Linked DNA regions of Mus musculus: region 2 is linked to region 1. A link is a loop called in an ENCODE intact Hi-C map of the cell type or tissue named here. Cell type or tissue: heart. All regions are shown on one strand. Each heading gives the region's core, and the rest is flanking DNA. Links, peaks and the distances in the headings are about the cores only. Region 1 holds the start of Coprs (coordinator of PRMT5, differentiation stimulator). Region 2 overlaps 1700029H14Rik (RIKEN cDNA 1700029H14 gene).

The links. A loop is a pair of places that touch in the nucleus more often than their neighbours do. Peaks named below come from ENCODE experiments on the same cell type or tissue, not always from the same donor. Only the 100,000 strongest peaks of a DNase experiment are listed, where the experiment ranks them.
Region 2: it touches region 1 in a loop (14-fold over the local background); 3 of 42 quality-filtered maps call a loop at or near these places.

Annotation. Positions count from the first base shown.
Region 1 is chr8:13,885,265-13,890,635 of GRCm38, forward strand. It overlaps Coprs (coordinator of PRMT5, differentiation stimulator), which reads right to left and starts at 5,007. Exons shown (of 4, transcript NM_025556.3): 1 at 4,903-5,007; 2 at 2,496-2,562; 3 at 402-617. The coding sequence starts at 4,971. In heart, for the core only: CTCF peaks have their summits at 2,747, 3,933 and 5,146; a DNase peak (open chromatin) is centred at 5,047; H3K4me3 peaks cover 1,327 bases; H3K27ac peaks cover 1,009 bases.
Region 2 is chr8:13,548,618-13,553,926 of GRCm38, forward strand. 1700029H14Rik (RIKEN cDNA 1700029H14 gene) reads right to left here. Exons shown (of 9, transcript NM_025601.3): 8 at 3,031-3,215; 9 at 2,105-2,501. The coding sequence ends at 3,150. Among named protein-coding and RNA genes, the nearest start is that of 1700029H14Rik, 11 kb to the right of the region's middle. In heart, for the core only: a CTCF peak has its summit at 2,529 (motif pointing right); DNase peaks (open chromatin) are centred at 334, 2,614 and 3,014.

The DNA of each region.
Region 1 (5,371 bases), core at 225-5,224:
AGGAAATAAACCTGCAAGTATTTTAATAGAAGACACACATATTCTTGGGCATGCATGCACACTCGCGTGCGCCCACACACGCACACACACACACATGTCCTTTCCTGAGGAAATGCACACAAGCCACTCTAAACAACCCATAAAGGAATACAAAGGGACAGACAGCAGAGTACTTCCATCTGCAGCCGCTCAGCTCAAACACTTTAGGAGAATTTTCTTGTTAAAGCAAATTGACATGTTGTGGATTCAGTGTACTTGTTTTTAATACAGAAAAGAAGCAGAGATTCCAGTCCTGGGACAATGGAGCAATGAACACCATCTGACTTCCACACTGTTTGCCTTTAGGGCCAGGGTGCAGGGTCTGAGCTGCTCAGGCTCAACCCCAGAGGCTCCCTACCTACCGTAAGGATTTCCTTGGTCTGCTTTCAGCTCCAAGTCCCAGTCCTCATTAAAAAGATCTGCAGCCTGTTCCATGGGTGGGCAGGATGGACCCTCTGACAGCTCCCAGGCATACAACTCCCCATCAGCTTCCTTCTCCACTGCAAAGCCTTCCTCCTCAGAACTTGGGCCCTCGGCATGGGCAGGAATGTCAGCAGGGATGCTCTGAGCTCCACTGGCTATGAACAGACAGACAGTTTTTAAAAATGATAAACTGGAGGTCTGCTCATATGGTTAGAAACTTTCTGCCGGGCGTGGTGGCACACGCCTTTAATCCCAGCACTCGGGAGGCAGACGCACTTTGCGGATTTCTGAGTTCTAGGCTAGCCTGGTCTACAAAGTGAGTTCCAGGACAGCCAGGGCTACACAGAGAAACCCTGTCTCGGGGGGAAAAAAAAAAAAAAAAAGAAACTTTCTAATAGCCGTTTTCTAAGGAAGCAATAAAAAATCTACAGATAGTTCTTTCATTACGTGAGCACTTACTGACTGGAGTATTTAGTTTATATTTTAGAAATGAAGTTGATCATTTTTTCCAAGATGTTTTGTCATAAACAAGGCCACTCAGTCAGTACAGAGGGTATCGGCTTATAAAGGGGACATCTTCAGGTCGTTTACAGTGAACCCAATGGCCTCTGGCAGAGTGTACTTCCGCTATTCAAGCCCATGCCCCACTTTTCCTTTTGAAGCTTGTTAGATGCAAGTGCACAAAGGAAAACAGAACGGAGCCTGTCCAGTCCCCGTGTTCTTCCTCCTGAATTCAGGGAAGCCACACAGTAACGTAACAAAGCCTACAGAAGGACAGTAGACCTCCAAAACATGGGTTGCTATGGTGATACCAGGTCTGAGGAAAGGAAGCAAGTGGCCTGAGAACAGCCATGGTGTTAAGACTGTCATCACAGCTATAACACAATTCAGTGGAGAGCACGGAATCTGGAGACAGACTGCCTCAGGTCAGATCTGTTCTGAGCTGTCTGACACTGAAGGTAACTAACCCTGAATTACCACATGCTCTGGCAACTCCGCTTCAAACAGTGCACACTTCAGACAAGAAAAGATGTTCACTGCAGCACCATTCAGCCACCAAATGCCACCAGGGGATAAATGATCCACAAAGTGCAGGAAACCTGGTGGTGGGCGTGCTCAGTCTTGTGGGTGAGGGGTGCTGACGCAGGCTGCTACAGGAATGGACCCTGGAAATGTGCTGAGCTGGAAGAAGCAGGACGTAAGAGACCAAAATTTCCTTTACTGTGAATTCACACTTGCATGTCCATACCAGGTAATTCATTAGGGGTGGGGAGCTATCAGTAGTTAGGGGCTTGAGAACTAAAGAGTGGAGAGTGCTCCAGAGACAGGGCTTCCTTTTGGGGTCGTGACAACATCCTAGAGGTAGCAGTGACAGTTGTACACACTATCACAGAGCGGAATGAGCCAGGTCATATAGTTAATATAGTTAACAGGTAAAGCCAAGTCTATATCTTTTGCTGTATTTTAAGACTTTACTATGTACCTTAAGTTTCTCATTGGTGAAATAGTCCTCAGATTGTTGTGAGTTTATTTAGGGGGAAAAAAGGAAACACTCAGATCTGTGCCTGAAACACTTAGCACCTACTCTGATCATACCCATGCTGTCTGTACCCAGGCTGTATAGACCAGTGCTACCCAGTGTAACTCAGTACATCACAGAGCTACACAGTGGCAGTGTCATTACAGATCTTCTCATTCAACACGACGAAGTACCCTACTTTAAAGATAAAGCCATCTAGAGATGAAAAAGGCAAGCCCAAGGACTACAACCTGGGTCTGAAACTGAAACAGTCTTCCTAGCTACACACACTAGATGCTTTTCCTCCCAGTGAAATGGGGTGGTTTGGGTCCACGGTCATCCAGTACCTCCTCGAAGCTTCTAAACCAAGAGTCCCGCTGAGACAGTGGGCAAAGAAGGTAACTCAGTGGCTAAGTGGGTCAGCTAGCAAGAGAAGATAGACAAGACAGCGGGACTGTGCTGTCTCCATCTCTTCCAATGGCCACCCCAGCCCCAGTCTCTGCCGTCTACTTGCCTAGTCGATCCACGGCCAGCTCAGTCTCCGTCTCCCGACCAGAGAGGTCAGCTGTGGCAAAGCCAGCCTGTGGAAGAAGAAATAATTACCAGGAACTTGGGTAGTAGGACATGTCACTGCTTTGAAGCTCCAAACCCGCCCACCCATAATGCCCTGCACGATGTAGAGTTTGCACACCCTTCTGAGGACCTGGCAAGGCCTCAGAACAGGGCCTGTAGGCTACAGGCATCACCCAGGAACACTTCTCCGTTCTGACCGCTGGGAGTGCCCTTTTGCGGTGCCCAATGGACAGCTGTCACAGCTGTCAGTTTTGCTCTCAGCCCCAGGCCCTCTTCAGAAGTCTGGGCAGCAGGACTTCTCCAAGCTCAGAGACCCTAGAGCCAGATGGGACAGCTCCCTGGTCTCGGCTTGTAACCTCAAGTCTGTGTGTAAACTCTTTCCTCTAAGTCCAAAAACACTTTAACTGCTCTAACTTCTCTTTTTTCCTGGCCAGGATTGATAGTTGTCTCCTGAACCTGCAACTTCTCTGCACACCTTTGCCCTTCTCAGGTCTTTATGTCTAACAACTCCTTCCAACACAGCCATTCCACAGCGGTCCACGGGAGAAGCAGCCTGAGTTCTACACACTGGAAAGAATACCTAACCCCGCCCCCCCCCCAATGCCAACCAGGTAATTTTGCGGCCTGTTGCCTCAAAGTTCCCCAAACTTTACTCCCCCCAAGGTCTCTCTGCAGTGGAAACAGTAATGTCCAGGGCTTGGATGATCAGGCTGATGTCAGTTGTTGCCCCACCATGCACGTAGGCTGTGACCTTTAGATACTGGAATGGCTGTTCTGATCTGGCAGGGGTCGTATGATGGAGGATATTTATAAAACATCTAACATATGTTGGAGACGTAGCTCAGTTGGTCAAGTGTCTGCCTAGTGTACACAAAGCTACACACTGATTTTTCCAACACTACATAAAACCAGGCATGGTGGGCCACTCTGTAATCTGAGCATTTAGGAGATAGGTGCAGGAGGATCAGAAGTCCTGGCCACAGAGTGAGCCCAGCTCCTGGGCTACATGAGACCCTGTCTCAAAAATATTACAATAAAGCCAACAATAATAACAAAACCACCTGTTAGACTGCAAGAAGTAACACTTCTTTGACTTAAATTGCAATATTTATTTTATTTGTGTATATTTGTGTGTGTGTGAATATACCAGGAGGATCCCCTGGAGAGGGAGTTGCAGAGGGCTGAGACATCTGTTGTGGGTGCTAAGAGCCAAGCCAAACTCTGTAAGACCACCATGGCTGTCTTTCCAGCCTTCATCCTGCATGTAAATAAACTGTACTTAGCACTCACCCTAATTACCGTTCATTATCTAGTCACCCCTGAGCTTTAATGACTCTATCTCCTGTAGTCCGTGATAACCACAGACCACTGCTGCCCCCTATGGTGCTGGACCTCTTACTTGAACCTCACGCCTATCTCCCTACTCCTGCTCACCCTTCCACTTAAAAGCTTCGCGAGCCCTCCACTGCCATCACAGACCAGCAATGCCATTCATATTGACTCTCACGTTCCTTTCTGTAAGAAGCCTGCTCTCCGACCCAAGCTCCAAGGCCATTTGCCTTGCCCTTTCTCATATCCAGACCTTTGCTGGGCCTACCCTCTCACCCAAGAACATCCTTTCCAGATCCGCCCTAACAACATCACTCTCCTATTTTGCAAAAGTGATTTTCTTTGCAAATCTATTGGTACTTGAATAGCAGCTTCAAGTACCATCACTGAGGCTCTGGTAAGCGTTCTATTCATTCATCCAATTAGGATACACCAGGCATAGGTGCGGCTTCTGGGAAACAGGATGTCTACAGTCAAGAAGCTCGCAGTAGGTGGATGCAATACGGGCAGGTCATGGGGAAAGGCTGTATGGCGCGCACTTAAAAACAAGTTTCTGAAAACCCGTGTCACAAGGGGACCATTCGTTTCATCAAATGGGAAAAAGCACGGGTGACATCTGGCGTCCAAGGTCAGCTACACATCCCCACCAATGGCCAGAGGTCCTCAAGGTGAGAAAAAAAAAATCCGTTTCCTCGCAGCTCCCACCTGACCCAGCCCCCTGCGGCTGGAGCGGGCTCAGGGCAGCCGGCTCCGGGAAGCCAGCTCCGCGTTCCCTGCATTCACTCCCGCAGATGCTCCCCAGCAGCCCCAGTGTCCCTCTCCCTTCAGCGCCAGCCACAGCCTAGGGCTCGGGTCCGCGCGCGTTCCCGCGCCCACTGCCGTTACCGGCCAGGCTCTCTGCGTGCACTCGCGCGGCCCCGGCGTTTCCCGGGTGAGCGGCCTCCCGGCAGCGCGTGAACCCCGCGGTTTCCCGCCTGGGTGGTCGCGGATGCCCGCGTCCCCCACCCCGTCGCGCTCACCTCCGCGCTGGGGGCCTCCTGCGAACTCCGCTCGCCCGGGCCCCGACCGGTGGCTGCCTGAGGGTCCATGCCCGGCCGCCCACAGCCAGGCGCCTGGGACGCTCCGGCACGTGACGGCCGACGGGCTGCGGACAAGCCAATCGGCGTGGGGCGGCGCGGCGACCGAGGGGGCGGGGCGGCGCAGGGGCAGCGCCGGACGGCACGCCCACCTGCGTTGTTGTGCGGGACCGCAGGCTCTACAGCTCTTTCTGACCTCTAGTGCTGGTTTCGAGCCTTAGGCCTGATTGGGCACTGAGCCATCCCAGCCACACGGGGCTTTCCTACTGCATTGTGAAATGACACATAGAGCCCACCCGGGTGTCACACAGTCACAGCCGATGGGCTCCATCACTTTTCTCTCTACCCAATCACAGGGTTTTCCAGATTGCAGGCTGCACCCGCACTACAGCATCCCTTAATGAGGGACTTC
Region 2 (5,309 bases), core at 310-5,309, 340 kb before region 1:
AGCATTTCACAAAGCCAGCTGTGAGACACATCCCTCCATATCTGGAAAGAAAAATTACCTTCTCCTGGTTACTTGGGAAACTACAAGCCATACTAAGCAGATGCTGAGCCAGGCTAACGTAAGGACCTGCAGAGTCGTGACCCTCAAGCCCTGGCGGGTACCCTGCAGGGTGGTGAGTTCTGCGGCTCGGGCTTCCTCTAACTCCTGTCCATTCTAGGTCTAACTAGCATTTCAGGTCCCCTTTTTGTTCCTGGAATCTGTGACTGTTCCCACCTCAGGCAGGAAACTTGGCAGCAAACTCGGGAGGATCAGCCAGCCAGTCCTCAGAGGACCCGAGTGGGAGGCGAGGCAGGCAGGCTTGTGGAGAGAGCAGCTCTGGGAGAGCTGCATGCAGGCATGTCTCAGCATGCCTGGGCCTGCCCCACAACCTGGTTCTGCAGAGCCGCTGACTGGGGACTTTCCCTGAGGCGGCTCTCAATCCGGAGGCTCCCCTCTTTCCCAGGGACAGACAGACACGGGACTTGGGGAACTTTGTTGCCAAGTTGCCTGGATGCCGGGGGTGGGGTAGGAGACGAAGGTGGAAGACTGAGCTCACAGTCAGACTGACCAGATATGGAACTGTGTTGTGAAGTGGCTCAACCTTGAGAGCTTGGTGTTTCCCCAGGGACTTATGCCCTCTCATCCACCCTCAGACAGCCTGGGGCTATGCCGAGGCTGAACTCTTTAGCCTCAGGCTAGTTGAGGCCACAGATAGGAACCCGAAGGATGGCACTGTTAGCCCTAGAAAATGAGCTGGTAGAGTAGACAGGGACTCCCTGGGAACAGATGCGTTGGGTTGGGAGGGGCACTAGTTTCATGGGCGAGGTTTCTTTGGAAGCAAGGGTTCTTGAATGTGGGATGGAGGCCCTTGGAGAAGGAAGTCTTCCCCATCATGGGCGCTGAGAGAAGAGCTAGATCTTTCCCCAGGACTGGATGGGTTATGAGAGGGGCCCAAGTTGTCTTGAAAGATCATCAACTCAGGAGAAGGGGTGGGGAGAGCCTGTCGGTACCCCGTGAGGATGTATCTCCACCCCAGTGCTGCTCAATCTCTGGGCTCTGCCTCAGCTTCCTGTCCTCTCCCTGTGCCTCAGTTTCTCCATCTGTAAAGCAGGGGTCACCCTTGAAGATGCCTTAAGCTTTGTTAGACCCAAACAAGATGGCTGAAACTGGGGGCTCCTTCACTGAGACAGCTTGTCTTAACCTTATAGAACATTTGCTCGCCCCTGGGGAGGCTCCTGATGCCACAGGTCACTTTTGTCAGCTGCGGTCACAGGGTGCTGAGCTCTGAAAATGTCCCCCAAAGCTAAGCTCACACAGGGAAGATGCTGAGAAAGTTGTTGGAATTCAGATAAGACCCACCTACTGGAGCCTCAGTGCACCCCTAACTCCCTAGCAAACTCCCCAGGTGTCCCTACCCAGGAGAATGATGGGTGCCATTCTTATTTCCCATGAAGCTTACAGGTTGCCAGACTCCAGGACATCAAATGGACCATACTAGGCTACACCTTTTCATGTCCCTAAAGTTGCATGCTCTTTCCGGCTATGCAAGACTCCTCGCCACTTCAGCCTCACAGTAGGGAGTAACACAGTCTGACTGCCTGGGAACTTCCCATTCCTCTACACCTGTAAGAGGGGACCGCCCAGACTCCGCCTCATGGGCTAGAGTGCTTATTAGAGCCCATCTGTCTATCAAAGCAGCCACCCATGATACTATGTCTGTAGATGCACCAGTTAACTCTTCTAAGCAACTTCCTGCCACAAAGGACGAGCTGCCCAGTGGCCCTAGGACTTTCTCAGCCTTTCAAACGTGAGCCTGAATTCCATCAGGACCATCCTGGAACCTGGACCCAGCTTGGGTTCTCTGCAGGCACATATCCTGAACTCCCGTCAGTTATGAACCCAATAGGACGTTGCTCTGGGTGGGGGAGGCAGCAGACCCTCTCACCCCATCCTAAGCCTTCTTGTGACCATGGCAACCCCAGAAGCCCATGAAGGTCAAGCTTCAGCCACCCCACCCTCCATTCAGTGGACTCACTATGGCTACCATGTCCTTGATGAGTCCAGGTACTTAGGCCTCAGATGTTTGAGGAATTGTTTTGCTTTGATTGGTGTTATGTGGGGTCACATGGAAAGGTGATTGAGGGGTCACATGGGAAGGTGACTGGGGAGTTCACCTACCCAAGCATCCTGAGAGAACTAGGCTTCCAGTAGAGGTACTAAGGAGGACTGTGGCCCAGGACCTGAGGTCTAAGGATGTGGGTGCAGGGAGGACCAGTTCTGAGGTGACTTTGTCCCCTCTCCTCTCCAGCTGTGGCCTGGAAGTTGTCTACATACGACATTGTAACTCCAGCGATGTGTTCATATTGTGTTGTTTCCTTTAGTGAACAATTAGCTGGCTCTTAAGTTCTGTGATAGCCAGGAAGCGGGAGTGCCTGCTGGTCCTGAAGAGTTGGTTCCTAGGGCTGAAAGCAGAGTTGTTTGGAGAATCTGAACCACCAGAGGGCACCATCAGACAGGCGAAAGTGGCCACTGCTCAGTCCTGGTGTTTGGACCAATAAGCCTATGGGGGCAGCAGCAATGTGGGTGGAGGATAGAGGGGAATTGTGGGAAGGCTGGCTGGCTGCCAAAGTGTGTACTCTGCAGAAGTGAAGGAAGAGACTGGTGCAGAGCACAGGGCACCCTCCCCTCTGCCTCTCAGCTCCCTCAGTCTCCTGTCTTCATGTCTTAACTAAACTTGCCTAATACTTACCCAAAGTCCATTTTTTACGAAACTCTTTGTAGATAAAATAAGTAGTATCAAAGTAGTCTGTTCCACTGTAGGCAGGGCCCATGGGGACACCAACTTGGTCCCTGTGCTACCCGATCTCCTCAGGGGCAATGTGGACGGGACACGTAACACAATCTACTCGTGACCTGAGCAGAGGTCCCTGTTCCCGCTCTCTGCAGTGACCATCTGCTGGAAGATGAATTCACCGTCGTCTGTCACCTTACCTGTGATTGGCCTTGGATTGGAAGAGGGTCTCTTGCCTTGGGTATCCGTTGGGTGCTGTCACTCTGGCCCTGCCCATGGCGGGGATCATGGAGCCATTCCAGGCCTAGGCTGTCTTCCTTTAGTCCCCAGAGAGCTCTACTAGCGGCTGAGTCAGAGGGGTCTTGTCCTGAGATGACTGATGGTTCTATTAGGGTCAAGCTTGTGTTAGTGCTCTGGCTGGAATGATTGGGCCCAAAGACGATGGGGTCTTTGGGGTCTGAGTCACTGAAGCTCCTGGAAAACACCAGGTAGTGGGATGGAGAACCCTAGAAACTGGGTTGTCAGCCCTCCCCGAATTCCAACATTACTTGGATCTGGGGAGCCAAGCAGCTGTGCTGGATCATAATGGTAGGCATCCTTCAACAGCCTCTGGCCATTGTAAGCAGTAACAAGAAAGCCCACTGGTGAATGGGCCTAGTGTCTTTGGTTGCCCATGGACATGTGGACATAAGGCAGGCACCCTTTGTCCCTCAAGCTCCAGGTCTGTTTTATCCTTCCAGTAAAATTGGCTGCTGCCTAAGTATAACTGAGCTCCTGCCCTGACCCCGAGTCCTCAGCACATAGATGATCACCTCCTTCTTCCTGGGTGCTGAGCTGCCAAGTGCTCTGAGCAGCTCCTGCCCGGACCTCTTTTTCTGAGACATGGTTTCTCTGTGTATCCCAGGTTGTCCTGGAACTCACTCTGTAGACCAGGCTGGCCTTGACTCAGAAATCCTCCTGCCTCTGCCTCCCAAGTGCTGGGATTAAAGGCGTGCACCACCACTGCCCGGCTCAGACCCCTTCTTTGATGGGGCAAATAATGCTCAGAAGCCGTAGGCTCTGAGACTGTGCACAGAGAGATAGGTGCATAGAGACAGGAGAGTGTGAGCTAGCTCTCAGGCACGTGGGAATGCTCAGAACCAAAACCCCAAATATTTCTTCAATCTGATATCAGTCCCTGGAACTGGAAGATGCTGGGACCCTTGACAAAGACTCGCAGAAGCAATCATATTGCTGAGATTTAACCTAAGGGTTCTCCTACCCAGGTGCCTGGCTGTGGCCAACACAGAACTGCTATCCAGACACACCCACCAAAGACAGACAGGTAGACAGACTCATGCTGATGGCAAGAGTCTAAAAGCAATGGCCAAGGCCTCCTCTTCCATCCTGACAGAGGGGCCAACCAGCTGTTTGTCCTCAAGTGACCTTGGGTACCCGTCTTGTTGTTGGCATCTGGAGAATGGACCTGATTCAAAACCACATAGTGGGCCCAAAGCATTGCCTCAGTTTACCATATAGACCCACTCAGAGGCCCATCTGGGCCCATTATTGCCAGCGAATGGGGAAAGAATTACCCTTTGAGCTAGGGGTCTAGGTGGAAATTGATGGATGGGCCTCCCTCCCCCCTCTACCTAGAGTGTGGCCTCCCTGGAAAGGAAGTCCTTCAAGACTCTCACTCTGAGAGTCTGCAGCTCTAGAAATCTTCTATAGCTAAATGACCTCAACTCTCACCCTATTCTCCATGTGTCCCAAAGGAAACGGAAGAGACACATACAAAGTACTCGTCTGTGGCCTGTGACCTCTGACCTTTGACTTCCAGGTATCTCATGCTCTGTGTGCCTATGTGTATATGTGACCCCATACATTTATGTGCTATGTAAGGGGTGTGTGCACTAGGAATATACATGCAAGTGTGAATATGTGTGCACTCTATTATACATATGAATGTACAATGTGTGGGCATATGTGTGTGGTATGTGTATGAGGATCTGAGGAGCACAGCCCCACATACTCACATGGCTGTGTACATGTGTGCTCTATGTACATGGGAACATACCTGTATGAATGTTGAGCATATGAGAGTTCTCTGGAACATGTCTCATGAGAGGGAAGCTAGGCCCACCCTTAGGATGAAGTAGATAGAGGCCACATGCGTTGCAACTGATGGACTGTGGCAGTGTCTCTCATCCAACTGGTTAAAAAAGTGAGAAGTGTCCCATCTACCTTCTGCTCCCACATTGCTGTCCTGGCTCCTAACTCTGTGCATCAGTTTTAAGCAGGGTCCCCAGGGAACTTGAGCTCCCTGTCTGCAGGTCAAAATGTCTAGATATTCCAGAGGCCCTGACACCCTGGCACCTCTCCCTCAGGACCATGGCTGTGGTGACTGCCAAGAAAGAAGGTGGTTCTAGCACCAGGTTGGGAAGACAGCTGTGACTGGCGCTGACAGGCCCTTCCCCAACTTGTCAGGGCTTGGGGTTTG